Regions from separate parts of the Homo sapiens genome. Here region 2 is linked to region 1. A link is a loop called in an ENCODE intact Hi-C map of the cell type or tissue named here. Cell type or tissue: heart right ventricle. All regions are shown on one strand. Each heading gives the region's core, and the rest is flanking DNA. Links, peaks and the distances in the headings are about the cores only.

The links. Peaks named below come from ENCODE experiments on the same cell type or tissue, not always from the same donor. Only the 100,000 strongest peaks of a DNase experiment are listed, where the experiment ranks them.
Region 2: it touches region 1 in a loop (2.2-fold over the local background); 25 of 110 quality-filtered maps call a loop at or near these places.

What each region holds. Positions count from the first base shown.
Region 1 is chr17:77,883,970-77,892,960 of GRCh38, forward strand. LOC107985087 (a long non-coding RNA gene) reads right to left here. Exons shown (of 4, transcript XR_001753033.2): 2 at 6,116-6,255; 3 at 5,422-5,637; 4 at 4,581-4,692. It overlaps LINC01973 (long intergenic non-protein coding RNA 1973), which reads right to left and starts at 118. Exons shown (of 2, transcript NR_028337.1): 1 at 1-118. RefSeq lists enhancers at 6,358-6,858, 7,299-7,847. In heart right ventricle, for the core only: no CTCF peak of the experiment used is centred there; DNase peaks (open chromatin) are centred at 2,584 and 3,842; H3K4me3 peaks cover 1,319 bases; H3K27ac peaks cover 2,910 bases.
Region 2 is chr17:77,774,148-77,783,138 of GRCh38, forward strand. No RefSeq gene overlaps it. Among named protein-coding and RNA genes, the nearest start is that of LINC01987, 50 kb to the left of the region's middle. RefSeq lists a silencer at 1,066-1,266. In heart right ventricle, for the core only: no CTCF peak of the experiment used is centred there; DNase peaks (open chromatin) are centred at 5,184 and 5,851; H3K27ac peaks cover 1,600 bases.

The DNA of each region.
Region 1 (8,991 bases), core at 245-8,244:
AGACTGGGTCCAGTAGACTGTTGTCTGCCCAGTGCCCAGCACAGGGTAGATGTCCATGAAATATACATGGACCAGTGACCGACTGAGATTGAGACTTGACTGGAAGCATCTTCCAAATGGCTGCTGGGAGAGCAGCCCATCCGGCACCCCAGCTCATGCCCCATCCCCCACTCCTCCAGCTCCTCTCCTCCCAAGTCCCTGCCGTCACAGCCAAGCTCGCGCTCCAAGGCAGCTCTGCCATCATCTGATGCAGACTCGTCAGCTGTTGCCATGGAGACCAGCCAGCAGTGAGCTCTGTGCCCTCCTGCTGCAGGGGCCGAGCAGAGCATGGGGGCACCCTGAAGCGTGCAGAGAGAACCCATCAAGGAGGAGGCGGGGGGAACGCGTGGCTCTGCATCCAGGCAAACCTGGAGTTGGGCCCCATCTGCCCCTACTCTCCTTCCTACACCTGTGACACCTCAGGCAAGTTGCTTCATCTCCCTGAGCCTCCCGTGAAATGCAGAAGATCCCAGCCACCCACTGTTATTGAAGGATGGGATCGACCCATTAGGGCATGGAGCTGTCTCTGTGTCATTTTGGTGTGCCAACCCCTGCCTTGGCTTTCTGGGGGCTGTTTTGAGTGTTCTCTCCCCTTGAACTTTGTGTCCAACTCTCCCCACCTCAACTCAGATGAGGCTGAAGGAAGGAGAGATTCCATTCCTACAATAGCACAAAAAGATTTTCTGTGACATTTGAAAACAAGAAGAAGCCTACAGGTTTGTTAACCAAATTTTGAACTTGGTCTGGCTCTGAGGGCTACTAATGTGGGGGCCACATTGGTTGCTTCCTGCAGTGAGCTAAGGGCTATGGGCAACTCTGCTCATGAAGAGCTTAAGGTGGCATCTCACTTGCAGGACAGCCTCCAGGTCTCACTGGAGTCAGGGAAAGTGATGGTTGTCCTATCTCCTTGTTGCTTTAAATGGTAGCTATCTCTGAAGATGGCTGAATGTCCCTGTGCCCACTGGGGACTTTGGGAACAGAAACATGCCAAGATGCTACAACCGGCCCTGGGCACAAAGCCACCTCTCCAGCTTTCCATGCCCAGCATTAGTCCTGGCATGGAGCTGAACACCTGTGTCTGAGGCAGGCCTAGGCCCTGATGCAAAATGTACCACCCACCTCCTTCTGCCAAATGTCAACTCGACCCAGCTGCAAGGCAGAGAAAACTTGGCAGTGTTCCCAAAGGGGACAGGAGATTGTCTCTTTTGTTAAATGAATGGATGGATGGATGGAGGATGGATGGATAGATAGATAGATGGGTGGATGGGTGAAAGGGTGGGTGGATAGGTGGTTGGATGGATGGGTGGATGATTGGATGGATGGGTGGATGGATGGGTGGGTGGGTGGGTGGTGAATGGGTGGGTGGGTAGATAACTGGATGGGTGGATGGGTGGTTGAATCGGTGGATGACTAGGTGAAAGAATGGATGAATGGATGGGTGGGTGGATGAATGGATGGGTGGGTGGGTAGGTGGATGGATGGATGGGTGAGTGGGTGGATGGATGGATGGGCGGGTGGGTGGATGGATAGGTGGGTGGGTGGATGATTGGAGACAGGAAAGAAAGAGAGAGAGAGAGAGAGAAAGGGAGGGAGGGAGGGAAGGAGGGAGGGAGGGAGGAAAGAAAGAAGGGAAGGAAGGAAGGAAGGAAGGAAGGAAGGAAGGAAGGAAGGAAGGAAGGAGAGAGACAGAAAGAGAGAGAGAAAGAAAAGAAAGAGAGAGAGAAGGAAGGGAGGAAGGAAGGAAGGGAGGGAGGGAGGGAGAGAGGAAGGAAGGAAAGAAGGAAGGAAGGAGAGAGAAAGAGAGAGAGAGAAAGAAAAAGAAAGAAAGAAAGACACAAAGAGAGAGAGAAGGAAGGGAGAAAGGAAAGAAGGAAGGAAGGAAGACAGACAAAGTGAGGAAGATTGCACCAGGATTGCCTCAGATGGGTCTTGCTATGAATAAAATTCAATAATACCAAGAAGAGCTTTACAAAAAGAGAGAGAGAGATAAGGTCAAAGAGACTTTTATGTGCTTCATGAATGAAGAACACTAAGGAGAAACGTTCCAGAAAATTTAGAGGAAAAAAAAAGTGGCTGAACATAAATTTTTGGTGAGGATAATAAAAATAAATAATGCCATAAACTCTTAGAAAACCTGGTGGTTTTCCTTCAAGGGCTTCAGTTAACTCCAGAGTGAGCTGTGAGCTGTGTCCAATTCCGTCATTTCACGGAGCAGGACACTGAGCCACGGGCCATTGAGACTTGCGTGTAATGCGGAGCTGGCGAAACACAACAGTGAGGTGTTTATTGGAGAATTTTGAATATGACTAAGTCCTTCTTTACAGAGCTTAGCATTTTCATCGTCTGTTTTAGGATGAGAGAACAGCATCAGCAGCATTCGGCACGATTGACAGGTTGTGTTTGCTCTTTGCTTATACCTCCTAAAAAGTGGACTGTCTTGGAAGTTTTATTGTAGTTCCCCTCGAAGCAGCCGCAGGTGCTCACTGGCTCACTGACAGCGAGGAGGTGATGCAATGGGCGCAGTCATTCCTCACTGCCATCGGCGTGTGCAGCTTGGGGAAGCACCACAGCACCGGGCGTGGCTCAGTTGACCAGCTGAAGGTTCCAGATCATGGAGGCAGAGAGGAGAAGCTGGCGACAGAGGGCAAGGCGGGATCTGTGGAGGCTCTTCCTCTGCCACTGTGGAACCCTGAGCCAGCCCCCTGCCTCGGGCCTGTCTATATTCCCACAGAGATGTGGAGAGCTGTTATGTGTAGCTAGATGGGTTCTAACGTGTCTCCCAGGGCTGGTATTTGGAAGAAATAATAAAGAGGAAAAAGACATTGCTGATGGATCCCAGTGGATCATGCCTGAGGTTTGGGAGCAGCCCCGGTCTTCCTTATTGAGTCTGTGTGATCTAAGTTTCCCCTCCTGTGACCTGCAGCTTCCTCCCACAGAGCTTTGCAAACTGTTTTGGCATTAGGATCCTTCTGGGAAATAGCACCTTACTCAAGACCCCAAAATATGACACAGATTAAAAAGGAGGCATGTCGTTCTGGGTGGGACGTGGGCTGCCCTACCTGACACCCTGCCTGTTGGGGCTCCCATTTCCACCCTCTCCACCCCGAACTCTGAAAACCCCTGTGCGACAGGGAACTGGCTTTGTCTTGTCTCCTCACAGCCTGACAGCCACAACTCTATTATACAGTAAGACCCCCGAGGCTAGGGACTAAGTCCTGTCTTTTTATCTCCAGCTCCTAGCAGCATTCCTAACCCAAGGCAGCCACACAGTGTTTGTTGAGTGAATGAATGACCTGGGAACTAGTCGCTAGAATAATGCTACATAACAGACAACCCCAGAAATCTCAATGACCTACAGCAACAAAGATCAACATTTTTTCTTCTTAATGGGTACAGATCAGCAGAGGCTGGGCTCCATGTGTAATTTCAGGGCTCATGGCCACACCCAGCATTGACGCGGAGCAGGGAAAAATTCTGCACCCACTCTTGGCGGGGGAGGGCGGGAACGCACTGCAAAGCCACCTGGCGAAAGAGGCAAATGTGAAATTCTACACCAGGGAGGGAGGGAAGAATTAGAAACAGGAATCCAATCTGCCACAAACTAGAAAATGGAAACAATAAAAAAGAATGCCTCCGTGGCGTGGTAGAGGTTGTTACAGCGTCATGTGTTTCAAGCTGCTGTAGGCTACAAAGCCAGGGGTGAGTGGAGCAACCGCGTGCTGTTAATGCCACGTCCCCTCTGCTGCGATCACCGCGCAGTGACCGGAAGGAGAGCTCATTCTCACAGAGGGCGATGACGTGCCGGACACAGGGACCCTTGCGCAACAAGGTCCACCACACAGAGGGATTGAAGCCGTGCGTTCTGCTCTAACAACCGCCCGAGCTGCCCCTCCTCAGAAAATGACCGATTAGGAAGGGAGGCTGGCCTGGCATCTCAAAAGCTGTCAGGACAGAGAAAAATGGGGATATTGTCAGCACTTCAGGCTCGGTGGCGGTATATCCGAGGATGTGAGGGTGTCTGCGTAACTGGCATCGGAATCGAAAGGCCCCGCCTCCCCCATGCACGGGTGCGCGCACACACTCACACCCTCCCTCCCTCCTGCTCCCCCAAAGGGACTCGAATGAAAGGCGTAAATACACCGTGTCTGCCTACCCGAGGGCTGCTGTGAGTGTCAGATGAGAAAACGCCTGGGGTAGTGGCCCGAGACTGAAGCGCGCTCCACGCCTACCAAGTGCCGCTCAACCCCAATTCTGCTCTCGGGGAGAGAAGAGAACTCCTGCCAGACCCGAGTGTTTTCAGAAGTTTGTCAGTTTAGACTTTCCTTTTTTTCCTTTCCAAAGCTCCGCTCACCCAAGAGAATAATGTAAACATTCATGATGGCGTTTTCATAGTCCCGGAGGCATTGATCATGATTGTGAATCTGAAAAGAGCTGAGTTATTCATGTTTGACAATTCAGTCATGCAGCACTCCACATGTTACAATCTTTAATGGTGAACATTGCTTTTACTTTCCAAGCACTTTCTCATCTGTTGTCTCATAGGGGAGGAGTTATTCTCCCAATTAGGGCAATCAGAAAACAGGGATCAAGGCCAGGCACGACGGCTCATGCCTGTAATCCCAACACTTTGGGGGGCCGGGGCAGGAGGATCACCTGAAATCAGGAATTTGAGACCAGCCTGGTCAACATGATGAAACCCCATATCTACTAAAAAAAAAAAAAAAAAAAAAAAAAAAAAAAAGGTTGGGTATGGTGGCATGCACCTGTAATCCCAGCTACTCAGGAGGCTGAGGCAGGAGAATTGCTTGAACCCGAGAGGGGGAGGTTGCAGTGAGCCGAGATGGCACCACTGCACTCCAGCCTGGGTGACAGAGCAAGACTCTGAGAGAAAGAAAGAAGCAAGAAAGAGAGAGAGAGAGAAGAAAGAGAGAGAGAGAGAAAGAAAGAAAAAAAAAGAAAAAGAAGAAAGAAAGAAAGAAAGGGAAGAGGAAGGGGAAAGTGAAGAGGAAGGGAAGAAAGGGGAAGGGAAGGGAAAGCAGAGGTCAAAAAGGATCAGGCCACTCGCCTACTGGGGGATAGCGCATGGAGGAATCAGACCCCACAGCCTGCTCTTCTTCCCCCTAGAACCCTCACCACTGCCAGATCACTGGGCTATGCACTGCTTCCCTCAAAATGCCTTCAGCTTTCTTTCCCCAACCCCTGAGACTTAAGGATCCCACCTCCCTCCAGAGGCCTGTGTCCCGTCCCCATTTGTTCCTCATTTCCCTGGGGTCTTTTTGCATCTCCCTTCTCTCCCTCTGCACAGCCACCGTCCTGCCTCCCTATACAAACCCCAAAGTAACCTACTCTCCCCACAGATCCTCCAGACAGACAGACACCCACCTGCTGCCTTGGCATGGGCTCCCCTGAAAGCAGTGTCTGGGGCTCGAGCTGGTGGGCAGGCATGAATTTGTGTCTGCAGGGGTTTGAACTGTGTTCTCCAAGCGATCATACCCCCAGCAACTGTAAATGTGACCTTATTCTGGAATAGCATCTTTGCAGACGTAATCAAATTAAGGCGAGGTCATAGGGTGGGACTTCAGTCCAAAGGCTGGCATCCTTAAAATAAAGAGAATTTTTTTTTATTTTTTATTTTTGAGACAGTGTCTCGCTCTGTTGCCCAGGCTGGAGTGCAGTGACTCAATCTCAGCTCACTGAAATCTCCATCTTTCCGGTTCAAGTGATTCTCATGCCTCAGCCTCCCGAGTAGCTGGGATTACAGGCACCTGCCACCACGCCCAGCTAATTTTTGTATTTTTAGTAGAGATGGGGTTTCACCATGTTGGCCAGGCTGGTCTCCAACTCCTGACCTCAGGTGATCCGCCCTCCTCAGCCTCCCAAAGTGCTGGGATTACAGGAGTGAGTCGCCACGTCTGGCCAGAAAGGGAAATTTGGACACAGAGACACACGCATGAGACCACCAAGGCAGAGACTGGAGTCTACAAGCCAAGGAACGCTGAGGCCTGCAGGCAAGCGCCGGAAGCAAGAAGAGAGGCACAGGGTGGCTTCTTCCCTGGAGCCGTCAGAAGGAACCCACCTCGCTGACACCTTGATCCTGGGCTTCTGGCCTCCAGAGCCGTGAGAGGATCCATGCCTGCTGTTCGAAGGCTCTCAGTCTGTGCGAATTTGTTACAGCAGCCACAGGAAACCGACACAGTGTCCCTCTCCCTGAGGTGTCTACAGTCCTCAGAAAGAGATGAGGCCAGGGTCACTTGCAGAAAGTCCTTTGGGAAGCATCGTGATTGGAGCAGCTGTGGCCCGGCGGGGAAGGCAGGACTTGGAGCGGGAGAGAGCTCTGTGCCAACCCCAGCTTGTCCCCTCGGTGGGGGCAGGTGCTTAGTGTCCCCCACCAGGGGCTCCTCAACTCTCAAGAGGTGAGTTCAATGCCGATCTCCCAACGTTAATGATAATAATAAGAGAGCAGCAGCCCTTGCCAGGCACCCTGCTGGGCATTCGGAGATATGACTTCTCACCCTTCAAGACGAGTCTGGCCATTCCAGGTCAGAGGAACTGGCCGTGAAGAAGCACCCACAACAGCTGGGACACGGCAGGCAACCACCATGCTTCCAGCCTCTCCCGATGGGAAGGTGTCGGCGTGCAAGGAGCTCTTGCAGGAATGCTTGTATCAAAGACCCCAAACAGGGCAGCAGAGGCCCAAGGCTGGCTGGAGTGCCAGGTGTCAGGGCTGCGTGCCCCCCACCCTCCCATCCACTCTCCCCCACCCACCCCCCACAGTTGAGACTCCTCCCTCCTGGGCAAGGGTCTGGTCATCCCCCTGACACCTGGCTTCCTCTGAACTCTGCTCTGAGAGTCACCTTTCATGCATTCGTCATTCACTCAAAAAGCCCACTCTGAGCACCCAGGCTGTGCCCGATGCCATGCTGCAAAACGGAGCCCTTACTTGAAGATGCAAGCCCAGCACACCTCCAACAGAGGTCCAGGCCTTGGGGCAGTGGCAGAAACCTGAGGCCATGCTGGCTTCCCCCCAGCTCCCCATCCCCACCTCCTCCCCTGCCACCTCCCAGGGATGCCTGTAAGCCCAGGTTTCTCCAACTGGGGTCCTCAGGAGCTCTGGGTGAGGGGCTCAGGACACACTCATCAGCACAGCTTGCTGGAGTAATCATTTTACTTAAGTAGATTGGGATGGGAGGAGTAAATGTTGTTGTTGTCATTGTTGTTTTGAGACAGGGTCTTGCTCTGTCTCCCGGGGCTGCAGTGCAATGATGCACTATAGCCTCTAAACCCTGGGCTCAAGCGATCCTCCCACCTCAGCCTCCCAAGTCTTGGGTGCCACCACACTCAGATAACTTTAAAATATTTTGTAGAGATGGAGTCTCCTTATGTTGCTCAGGCTGGTCTCCAACTCCTGGGCTCAAGTGTTCCTCCTGGCCTGGCCTCCCAAAATGCTGGGATTTTAGAGATGAGCCACTGCGCCTGGCCGGTGTTAACTTAAGTAATTTGATTGTTGCACAACCTAAAGCATAATTGTTCTACTAAGACACATAGGACCATATTACAGGGCACAATGTAAAAGTCATGAATTTCTACAACAAGCCTCAGTGGTTCAGAAACTTCTGTTCCCTTCTGCCTGCAATCCCACAGGATCCGCTCTGGCCTGGAGCAAACTCTCATTTTCCCAAGAGAGCAGCGCCCCAGCCTCCCTCCAGGCCCCATTCCAGAATCGCAGCCTCCTCTTGGTCCAGAAGTACTCGTCCCGAAGCCTGCTGAAAGGCTGAAGCCTGGAGTCACAGGAGTGGCTCCTGGGCAGCCATGGAAGCCTCCTTCCCTGTGGTGGCGGCAGCAAGGACACCAGCCATTAATCACTCTTCTCTCCGTTTTGTCAGACCCAGCAGCCTCCTGAAGATGCTGCATAAACACATTTAACCTTTAAAGGGTCGGGTGGCAGCCCCAGGGAGGGAAAGCTCAACATCCTCACCCCTGGGGTAAGCCCCCCTCCCTCCTCTGCTCTCAGACTCTCCTGGTCAAGGAAGAGGAGGGAGTTTAAAACAAGAAGGAAGGGCTCTTGGTGACCCTCACTCCACCCGTCAAGCTGACAGAGCTCCGGCTACTGAGAATCCAGGGGAGGTTCTCCAAGGAGGACGAGGGTCTAGGAGAGATGTCAGCAGGAGTGGCTGCGCCTGTCTGTCATCGCTTCCCCAGGGGCCTCTGCCACTGTGGCCCCTGAGGATGGGGCCTTTCCTGTCCACAGGAGCAAGAAGCAGTGAGGGTCCCAGGCTGGGGGAAGGGGCTCTGCCTGGGGCCTGACACCTGGGGGTCTGCTTGGCTGGAGGGGGGCCTCCGCCACCCCTTCCCTTTTTCTCCCTCCCACATTCATTCAGCAAAATCAGGAGCCGCTTCCAGGTTCCAGGCATGGAACCTGGGAACCAACGATGAAAGGAGAAAGAAAAGACAGTGTCTGACCCCAGGGGACTCCTGGTGGGTGCAGGGTGGGGAGCAGGCTTGCGAGACACTATTTCCATAGGATGAATGTAAATTCCAGGATGGGTAGGAAGGAGGCGCTGTGGAGCCCTGAGAGGGGAACGGAGCTCCAGTGCTGGAGAGGTGGCTGTCAGAGACGGGCAGCTCAGCAAAGGTGACATTTGACCTCGGTCTTACAGTATGAGTAAGAGTTCTCTGAACAGACAGAGGGAACTTGAATGTACTGGCTAGGACCTGGGCGGTGAGGACGTGGAGGCCAAGGCTCAGGTCTCAGCCACCCTGGAGCGTCAGTGAGGCCAGCCCCGAGCACCAAGACCACGCAGTGGACGCAGGGCTCTCATGGTGGATGCGTTACCTGCTGCTGGCAGCTCGCCCCAGGACCCCTCAGCTACAGAGACCTGCCCACGGCGACGCCCTCCCCTGAGGGGCCACAGCCAAAGGCCTGTGCTGGAGAGCAGGGCTGGCTGCCTCAGC
Region 2 (8,991 bases), core at 496-8,495, 110 kb before region 1:
GCATGATAACCCCCAGGGTGGCAGACACAGCCCCGATACACAAATCCTGTTTGGGGCCCTGCCACCTTTTTCCCGAGACACCAGCTGTTGGGCGTCCTCTGCTTCTGACGGGCCCCGTTGCATTCTGGCTTGACAAATGCCAGCTTTTGCCGAATCTCCCGCTCTGGGACGGGGGACATCACAGTTGAGCAGTTGGAACAGAGAAGAGTGTTTGAAAGGGCATGCGGTATCTGGGCCATGGAGGAGGAAATGGGGCATTGGTGGGTGGGATGGCAGGGCTGCCAGCATCTGACCCAGGAGGCTGGGAGGAGGCTGCTGTGTGAATACACGCTCGGCCTCTCACAGTGGCTGCCGCCGCATTAGCCCCTTGTGCTTCAGGGAACAGAGCATCCGTGATGGATGAGACTTTAATTAAAGTAATGAGACATTTATAATCGCGGTTATCTCCAAAATTAGGCCTTTTAGCAATTATTCCTGGGGAATATTCCTCCGGTAGATAGCTCCCTTTTTAGAACAACGTCGGGGGGTGGTCTGTACCTGAGAGAGATTTTCCCAGCAGGCCCTGGGCTGTGACAGGTCAACGATGAGGTTTCCCTGGAAAACAGGACGTGGCTTCTGCCTCAGGTTTCTCTCCAGAGGAGCAAAAGTTCGATGACCCTGGGCACCTAGTCAGGTCATAGGACACTTCTAGTGCCCTCAGAGAGGGTGCCTTTGGGCTCAGAACCTGAAGATCTGGGTTCAAGTCCTGACTTTACAACCTTGCTGTTGCTGAGACTGTTTGCCAAGTGGGATGTGATGGTTGATACTGAGTGTCAGCTTGATTGGACTGAAGGATGCAAAGTATTAGTCCTGGGTGTGTCTGGCAGGGTGTTGCCAAAAGAGATTAACATTTGAGTCAGTGGGCTGCAAAAGGCAGACCCACCCTCAATCTGGTGGGCGCCATCTCATCAGCTTCCAGCGAATATAAAGCAGGCAGAAAAACGTGAAAAAGCGAGACCGGCCTAGCCTCCCAGTCTACATCTTTCTCCCGTGCTGGATGCTTCCTGTCCGTGAACATCAGACTCCAAGTTCTTCAGTTTTGAGACTCAGACTGGTTTTCCTTGTTCTTCAAACTTGCAGACAGCCCATTGTGGGACTTTGTGATTGTGTCAGTGAATATTTAATAAATTCCCCTTTATATCTATCTATCTATCCTATTGGCTCTGTCCCTCTAGGGAACCCTCACTAATACACGGGATGAAAAGCACACGGGCTGAGAGGCGCCAAAGCCATAAGGTCTGTGAAAGTACTTTGTAAGGTCTCAGGCATCAGGCCCCAATATGTGACCATCATGTGTTCCTAACAGCAGATTCCAGAACATTCCTCTTTAAACTCCAGGACAGTCCCTTCCCTAGGGTAGGGCTTTGCCCCCAGAACTACTCATTGTCTGGGTTTCCAACACTGTTCATGGCCATTGATTAAAAAAAAAAAACAACCCTCTCCCTCTCCCTCTCCCTCTCCCTCTCCCCCTCCCCCTCCCCCTCCCCCTCCCCTTCCCTCTCCCTCCACGGTCTCCCTCTGATGCCGAGCCAAAGCTGGACGGTACTGCTGCCATCTCGGCTCACTGCAACCTCCCTGCCTGATTCTCCTGCCTCGGCCTGCCGAGTGCCTGCGATTGCAGGCGCGCGCCGCCACGCCTGACTGGTTTTCGTTTTTTTTTTTGGTGGAGACGGGGTTTCGCTGTGTTGGCCGGGCTGGTCTCCAGCTCCTAACCGCGAGTGATCCGCCAGCCTCGGCCTCCCGAGGTGCCGGGATTGCAGACGGAGTCTCGTTCACTCAGTGCTCAATGGTGCCCAGGCTGGAGTGCAGTGGCGTGATCTCGGCTCGCAACAACCACCTCCCAGCCGCCTGCCTTGGCCTCCCAAAGAGCCGAGATTGCAGCCTCTGCCCGGCCGCCACCCCGTCTGGGAAGTGAGGAGCGTCTCTGCCTGGCCCCCCATCGTCTGGGATATGAGGAGCCTCTCTGCCTGGCTGCCCAGTCTGGAAAGTGAGGAGCGTCTCTGCCCGGCCGCCATCCCATCTAGGAAGTGAGGAGCGTCTCTGCCCGGCCGCCCATCGTCTGAGATGTGGGGAGCACCTCTGCCCCGCCGCCCCGTCTGGGATGTGAGGAGCGCCTCTGCTGGGCCGCAACCCTGTCTGGGAGGTGAGGAGCGTCTCTGCCCGGCCACCCCGTCTGAGAAGTGAGGAAACCCTCTGCCTGGCAACCGCCCCGTCTGAGAAGTGAGGAGCCCCTCCGTCCGGCAACCACCCCGTCTGGGAAGTGAGGAGCGTCTCCGTCCGGCAGCCGCCCCGTCCGGGAGGGAGGTGGGGGGTCAGCCCCCCGCCCGGCCAGCCGCCCCGTCCGGGAGGTGAGGGGCGCCTCTGCCCGGCCGCCCCTACTGGGAAGTGAGGAGCCCCTCTGCCCGGCCAGCCGCCCCGTCCAGGAGGGAGGTGGGGGGGTCAGCCCCCCGCCCGGCCAGCCGCCCAGTCCGGGAGGTGAGGGGCGCCTCTGCCCGGCCGCCCCTACTGGGAAGTGAGGAGCCCCTCTGCCCGGCCAGCCGCCCCGCCCGGGAGGGAGGTGGGGGGGTCAGCCCCCCGCCTGGCCAGCCGCCCCGTCCGGGAGGGAGGTGGGGGGGTCAGCCCCCCGCCCGGCCAGCCGCCCCGTCCGGGAGGGGGGAGGGGGGGTCAGCCCCCTGCCCGGCCAGCCGCCCCGTCCGGGAGGGAGGTGGGGGGATCAGCCCCCTGCCTGGCCAGCCGCCCCGTCCGGGAGGTGAGGGGCGCCTCTGCCCGGCCGCCCCTACTGGGAAGTGAGGAGCCCCTCTGCCTGGCCAGCCGCCCCGTCCGGGAGGATGGTGGGGGGGTCAGCCCCCCGCCCGGCCAGCCGCCCCATCCGGGAGGTGAGGGGCGCTTCTGCCCGGCCGCCCCTACTGGGAAGTGAGGAGCCCCTCTGCCCGGCCACGACCCCGTCTGGGAGGTGTGCCCAGCGGCTCATTGGGGATGGGCCATGATGACAATGGCGGTTTTGTGGAATAGAAAGGCGGGAAGGGTGGGGAAAAAATTGAGAAATCAGATGGTTGCCGGGTCTGTGTGGATAGAAGTAGACATGGGAGACTTTTCATTTTGTTCTGTACTAAGAAAAATTCTTCTGCCTTGGGATCCTGTTGATCTGTGACCTTATCCCCAACCCTGTGCTCTCTGAAACATGTGCTGTGTCCACTCAGGGTTAAATGGATTAAGGGCGGTGCAAGATGTGCTTTGTTAAACAGATGCTTGAAGGCAGCATGCTCGTTAAGAGTCATCACCACTCCCTAATCTCAAGTTCCCAGGGACACAAACACTGCGGAAGGCCGCAGGGTCCTCTGCCTAGGAAAACCAGAGACCTTTGTTCACTTGTTTATCTGCTGACCTTCCCTCCACTATTGTCCTATGACCCTGCCAAATCCCCCTCTGCGAGAAACACCCAAGAATGATCAATAAAAAAAAAAATAAAAAAAAAAACAACCAATCAACAAACAACCTCATAAGCCCAGCAGACCGTGAAGGCCCCAGGAACTCAGGGCAGAAGTTAGCAATGTGGGTTCTGCCCTCGTTGGCCAGAAAGGTGCGGTGTGGCCATTTCACTTCCCTCGCTGGGCCTTGGATTTCCTTACCAGAAACATGATGGTCATAGTCACTGGCCAGTTGACTGCCCAGAGGTGGCACAAGGATGAAATGCAATTGGACTCAGAGAACCGTACCATGAGCCTAAAGCATCTCATCATTCAACCCCACAAATCTCAGGACAAAGTCAGTGCTCCACGGCGTCCATCCCCGGCTCCTCCCTCCCTAACTGGCAGAGACCAGAGGGACACACACGTGCCTCAAGTTCACACAGCAACATGGAACACCCAGGCCTCTCGTTTTCTGAAGCTTTTCCACCCCTCCAAACCTTTGCTATAATTATCACCACTGCAACTTTTAACTAAAACTGATTAAAAGTTTACCACGTGCCAGACACTATTTTAAGCATTTCTCCTGCATCATCGCATCAAATCCTCATAGTAACTCTGTGAGAGTTGTTATTGTTGTTGTTTCTGTTTCACAGACACAGAGGAGTTGAGAGATTTCCCCGAGGTCACACGGCGACGTGGACCCAGGTGTACGTCCCTTGCAAAGCTCGTGCTCTAACCATGACACCACACTGCCTCTGGCCCTGATGACTCTTGCAGACACTCTGACGGTTTGGTCCCAGTTCCTGGTTGGAGGGGGACCCCTGATAAACAGGGGTCACTGCTGATCTGGCCTTTCTGGAATTCTGCAGGGTCTGCCCTCACTTCCCTGCCACTCACCCTCACCCCACCCCCAGCCTCTCTGCTGTTTGCTGCTGTACCGCACAGCCTGTTCACCCCAGGATCTGCCCCTTCCTCTTCCAGGGTTCCAGGGCTTCCCAGAAGTCAGGCTTCCATTCCCGCAGGAAGGGTGCAAACAGGCCAGTTCCTGCTGTGGGGAGGAGTGGGTGCCACAGTCCCTCAGATCACTAATCTATTCGATCCTACTGTGTGCCAAGTGCTGCTCTAGGTGCAGATGAACAAGCCAGGTGGGGCCTGCCCTTGGGGAGCCTGAGGCCAATGTGCCCGAAGGGTGCCCAGTGCCCTACAGCCCGAGACAGACCCTGGCTGCATGAGGCTGCCCAGCACTGCACCCCAGGAGACAGGACAGCAGGAGAGCAGGAGTTGGACGCCCGCCTGCCCATCCAGCAGCAACAGGCACTGGGAAAGGGTGAGGCCCTGGGGAGAAAGAAGGCAAGGGAGCCGGGCAAGCAGCAGGCAGGAGAATCACAGAGCAGCTGTGCCCAGGAGCCCTGGCATGGGGGCCATGGCCAAGCAGCTGTGGCTGCTTCCTCTGTGTCTGTCTTTGTGGCCCTGGCCGGGATGGCGCTGGACCCCAAGAGGCTGCCTAAGCCAGTGGGCATGGCCTCCTTAGGCAGCCTGGGTGATGAAACGGACCAGACCCCTGGGTGTGGGCATCACTCTTGCTCTGCCAGGAAGAGGCAGAAGGACCAATGGCAGCGGCAGGGGTGGATTCTTGCCCAGCAACAGCTGCCAAGACTCTGGGTCCCGGAAGCAGCCCCTCCCTGCCTCCTTTCAGTGCCCTGGCTTTGCAATGCAGGGATTTGCCAGCCTGAGCTCTGCCAGCCTGGGTTCAGCAAATCCCGCAAGAAGAGCCGGCTCCCCACGGGATTGCCAGTGGACCAGTGAGATGCCTCCTTACCAGTGCCCACAGCGGGAGGGGTGTGAAATCGGGACTGGCTCCCTGAGAGCTGTTAGAGGCCACCCTAACTGCCCATGGGTATTCGGCTGAAATTCAGCTCCTCTGGGAGAAAAATCTGGAACAGAGAAGGAGGCTTTAATCTGTCCGCAGGCACTTCAAGGGGAGAGGAAGGATTCCTTTAGAAGGGGGCAGGGGTTGCTGGAAAACAAGGCTGTGGTTTTAGAGGAGGGCAGTTAGGGTGGCCCCTTCCTGGGGGTCTGGGCTTGGGGCCCTGCCTGCAGATGAGGGGGATCCGCCTGGGGCAAGGTCTTGAGAGAAGCCCCATAGATGGCCCCGTCATGTGGAGTCAGCGGCTGTGGTTCGGGGGAAACAGGGAGGCCACCGCCTGCTTTCCCGGGCACCGTGTGGCTGACCCACCGCAGTTGGAGGTCTTGGCTCTCAGGGAGCTTGTCCCGATTTCCCACCCCTCCCGCTTAAGGGAACTATGGGCCGCCTGGCCCTGTGCTGCCCGCCTGCACTGGTGCATCTTCAGCTGATGAGAGGATGTGAGGTCTGGAGTGAGGCCAGCATGGCTTCGCCTGCCAGGAGCCTTCCTCTGCTCGCTCCTCTCCCCCAGCCCCGGGACAGGTCCCCATGTCCCAGGCACAGTGACACTCTCTGGCATGGAGCCAAGGCAGAACTTGCAGCAGCCTGGGAAGGTGGATCCTGGGGCCACAGATCTGGATGAAGAACTTTCCTCCCGGAAGGCAAAGGCAGGCACCGCTGCTTGCCCCAGACGGTGGGGGTGCTGAGGCCTTGGCGCCACGCCTCTGTGGGGTGAGGGCCATCTTGAGCCAGAGCCTAGAGTGCATTCCAGAACCTGATCTTATCACTCCACCAAGGACGCTAGTATTCTGGGGGATTGATTTGCTGCAACCAGTGATGGATTTAAAACACATGAGGAAGCCAATTCATTCCTTCACCCTGGGCCTGCAGAACCATCCGAGCTGCACTGGGGCAGTTCTGTACATCTCCAGTGAATCCAGCCCTGCACCCCTCTGTTAACGTGCTTTTCAAACCAAACAGTGGAATGCATTGGTCATCACAGGGTTTGATCTGATGTGAAAAGTGTTATAAAGCCATTCCAATTAAAGTGCCTCTGGCCTTGTGTTTCCTGAAAGCTGCTATTGAGAGGAATATAATTGCATGAGAACAGCATCCCCTGAACTTGCTGCTTCTTGGGGACCCCACCACATGGCTTGGGTCAAACAGCACACTGACAGGATACCCTGGGCCACAGGAGGCAGCCTCCCACCCACACTTCTCTTCCTAATCTCCAAGTAGCCACTCCCCTGGGTCTGCCTTTGTCCCCAAACTGCCCGATCCCCAGTGTCCCCATCGGTGGGTCAGCATTTACAGGGCACCATCCTTGTCCCCATGATACAACTCTCACCCCACAGGAGCAGGGTGCTGGTGGCCCAGATTTCACAGAGGGCTTGGTGGGTTTCCAATCTTCGTCTGTGAGTCTCGAGTCCCTGAGGACAACGCCCCGCTTCTGTGTGTCTCTCCGGACTTGTGCGGGGGTACTCAGCAGACTCTTGGGTGATCCACCTAAGGTGCAGTGCCCTGCAAGAGCTGGACACCTTGAAAATAGAAAGGGGGTTCACTCCACGCGAATTATAATCCTGGGAGAAAGGTGCTTGGCCTGGCAGTAGCAGGGGGCAAAGAAAACACAGTGGAGGGAGAAGTAAGAGAATGGCCACTCCTGCCCCTCCAACTCCAGCAGTGCCCCCCCGACTCCAGCAGCCCCCACCACTCCAGCAGGCCCTCCCCACTCCAGCAGGCCCCCCCACTCCAGCAGGCCCTCCCAACTCCAGCAGTGCCCCCCCCCGACTCCAGCAGCCCCCACCACTCCAGCAGGCCCCCCCTACTCCAGTAGGTGCCCCTCACTACAACAGGCCCCCCCCACTCCAGCAGGCCCTCCCCACTCCAGCAGGCCCTCCCCACTCCAGCAGCCCCCCCCACTCCAGCAGGCCCCCCCTACTCCAGCAGTCCCCCCCACTCCAGCAGGCCCTCCCCACTCCAGCAGGCCCCCCCAATCCAGCAGGCCCTCCCCACTCCAGCAGGCCCCCCCACTCCAGCAGGCCCCCCCCACTCCAGCAGGCCCCCCTACTCCAGCAGGCCCCCCCACTCCAGCAGGCCCCCCCACTCCAGCAGGCCCCCCCCACTCCAGCAGGCCTCCCCCTATTCCAGCAGGCCCCCCCCCACTCCAGTAAGTGCCCCTCACTCCAGCAGGCCCTCTCCACTCCTTCTCTCCCTCCCTTCCCTTCCCATTCTGGGCCCTCGCCTTCATTCCCCTTTTCTCTTCGCCCTTTCTTTCCCCTCCTCTCTCCTCCTCAGAGTTAGAAAGACCTTGGTGGTGGGTCCCGGTAGGAGGAGAGGACGCTTGCTCCCCACTTCTTGGAGAGCGAGCCTTTGCTTGGCAGGGGTCTCAGAGAGCACCCCGAGCTGCTCACACCCCCCGTTGCTCACCACCAACCCCTTCAACGTCCAGGGTCCTGCAGAACTCTCAAATCCAGCCAGGTGGGTGTGGCTCAGGCCTCCGGCTACCTGTGCTGGGGTAGGGAACAGGGAAGGGGGCACAGCCTCTCTTTTATTGTTGTTTGGTTCTGGCCCTGCCACAGAAAGCATTTTGCAACTGGACCCTCCACCCACCTCCCCTGACCCCCTAGTGCCTGGCAGATGCTTCCTAGCGCAGGGGGAGGGAGGGAAGGAGCGGAACAGACGGCCCCCCCAGGGGTCTCACCTGCCATCAGCCTTCCAGTCTCCCTCATCCCCGCTTGCTGACCTCCCTCCTGGCCCCCAGGGGACCCACGAGGCACACCCTGCATGGACTGATGCCACCCAAGCCCTGGCTCCTTGCCCCCAGCCGACGCTCCACAGAGCTCTCTGCCTCGCTAACTTGGAACAGTCATAGCATGAGTGGGTTTTTTTCTCTTTTAGTCAAAATCAATGACAATGACAGAGTAATAAGGCGAGCCGTGGGGAAGAAGAAGAAAGCGCCTGGTGTCAGGATTGATGCAGGAGGCAGTTAGAGGGACCTATTAGGATTTCAGTTGCCTCAGGGTGTGCTTCTCCGGCGAGCAGGTGTGATGTCAGGGAACCCACTGGCAGGCAGGCAGCCTTGTCCCTGCACACCTGTCATTAATGTGGAAGGCGCAACATTGCAGCTATTAGTAGGGGGTGGCGGGGTGCGTGGTGGAGACATCTCAGTTATACAAGGGGGACTAAGAGTTCCACTGGGAGAAGAGAAGGAGGAACCCGAGGTGTCTGCCCCGACTCCAGGGCCCCGAGTCTGGAGAGAAGGGACCTCGGAGGGGGCGTTCACCACAGCGCAGTGGACAGGGCCTGACCGTCACAGGTAGGGGGTGCCTGGAGCCTGCCAGCCGGAGGAGTGGGGACCCCTTTGTTTTCCTCCCAAAGTCCACTGTTCCTGCTGGCTCCAGAACAGCCCCCAGGCATTGCCACGCTCCCTCCCTGGGCCACACTGGCTCCCCGCACCTCAAAAGGGAGAAAGACCCACAGGGCTGGGGGAGACGGCAGATCCCCCACCATGCACTCACATAGCTGGGGTTCTTGTCACTTTGCCAGGTCCCTTTCAATTTCCACTCTGAAAGAAGGGCTGGCACATGACAGCGTTAACCTCTGGCCTCCATTCTCTGCCCCCCAGAGAATGAAACAAAG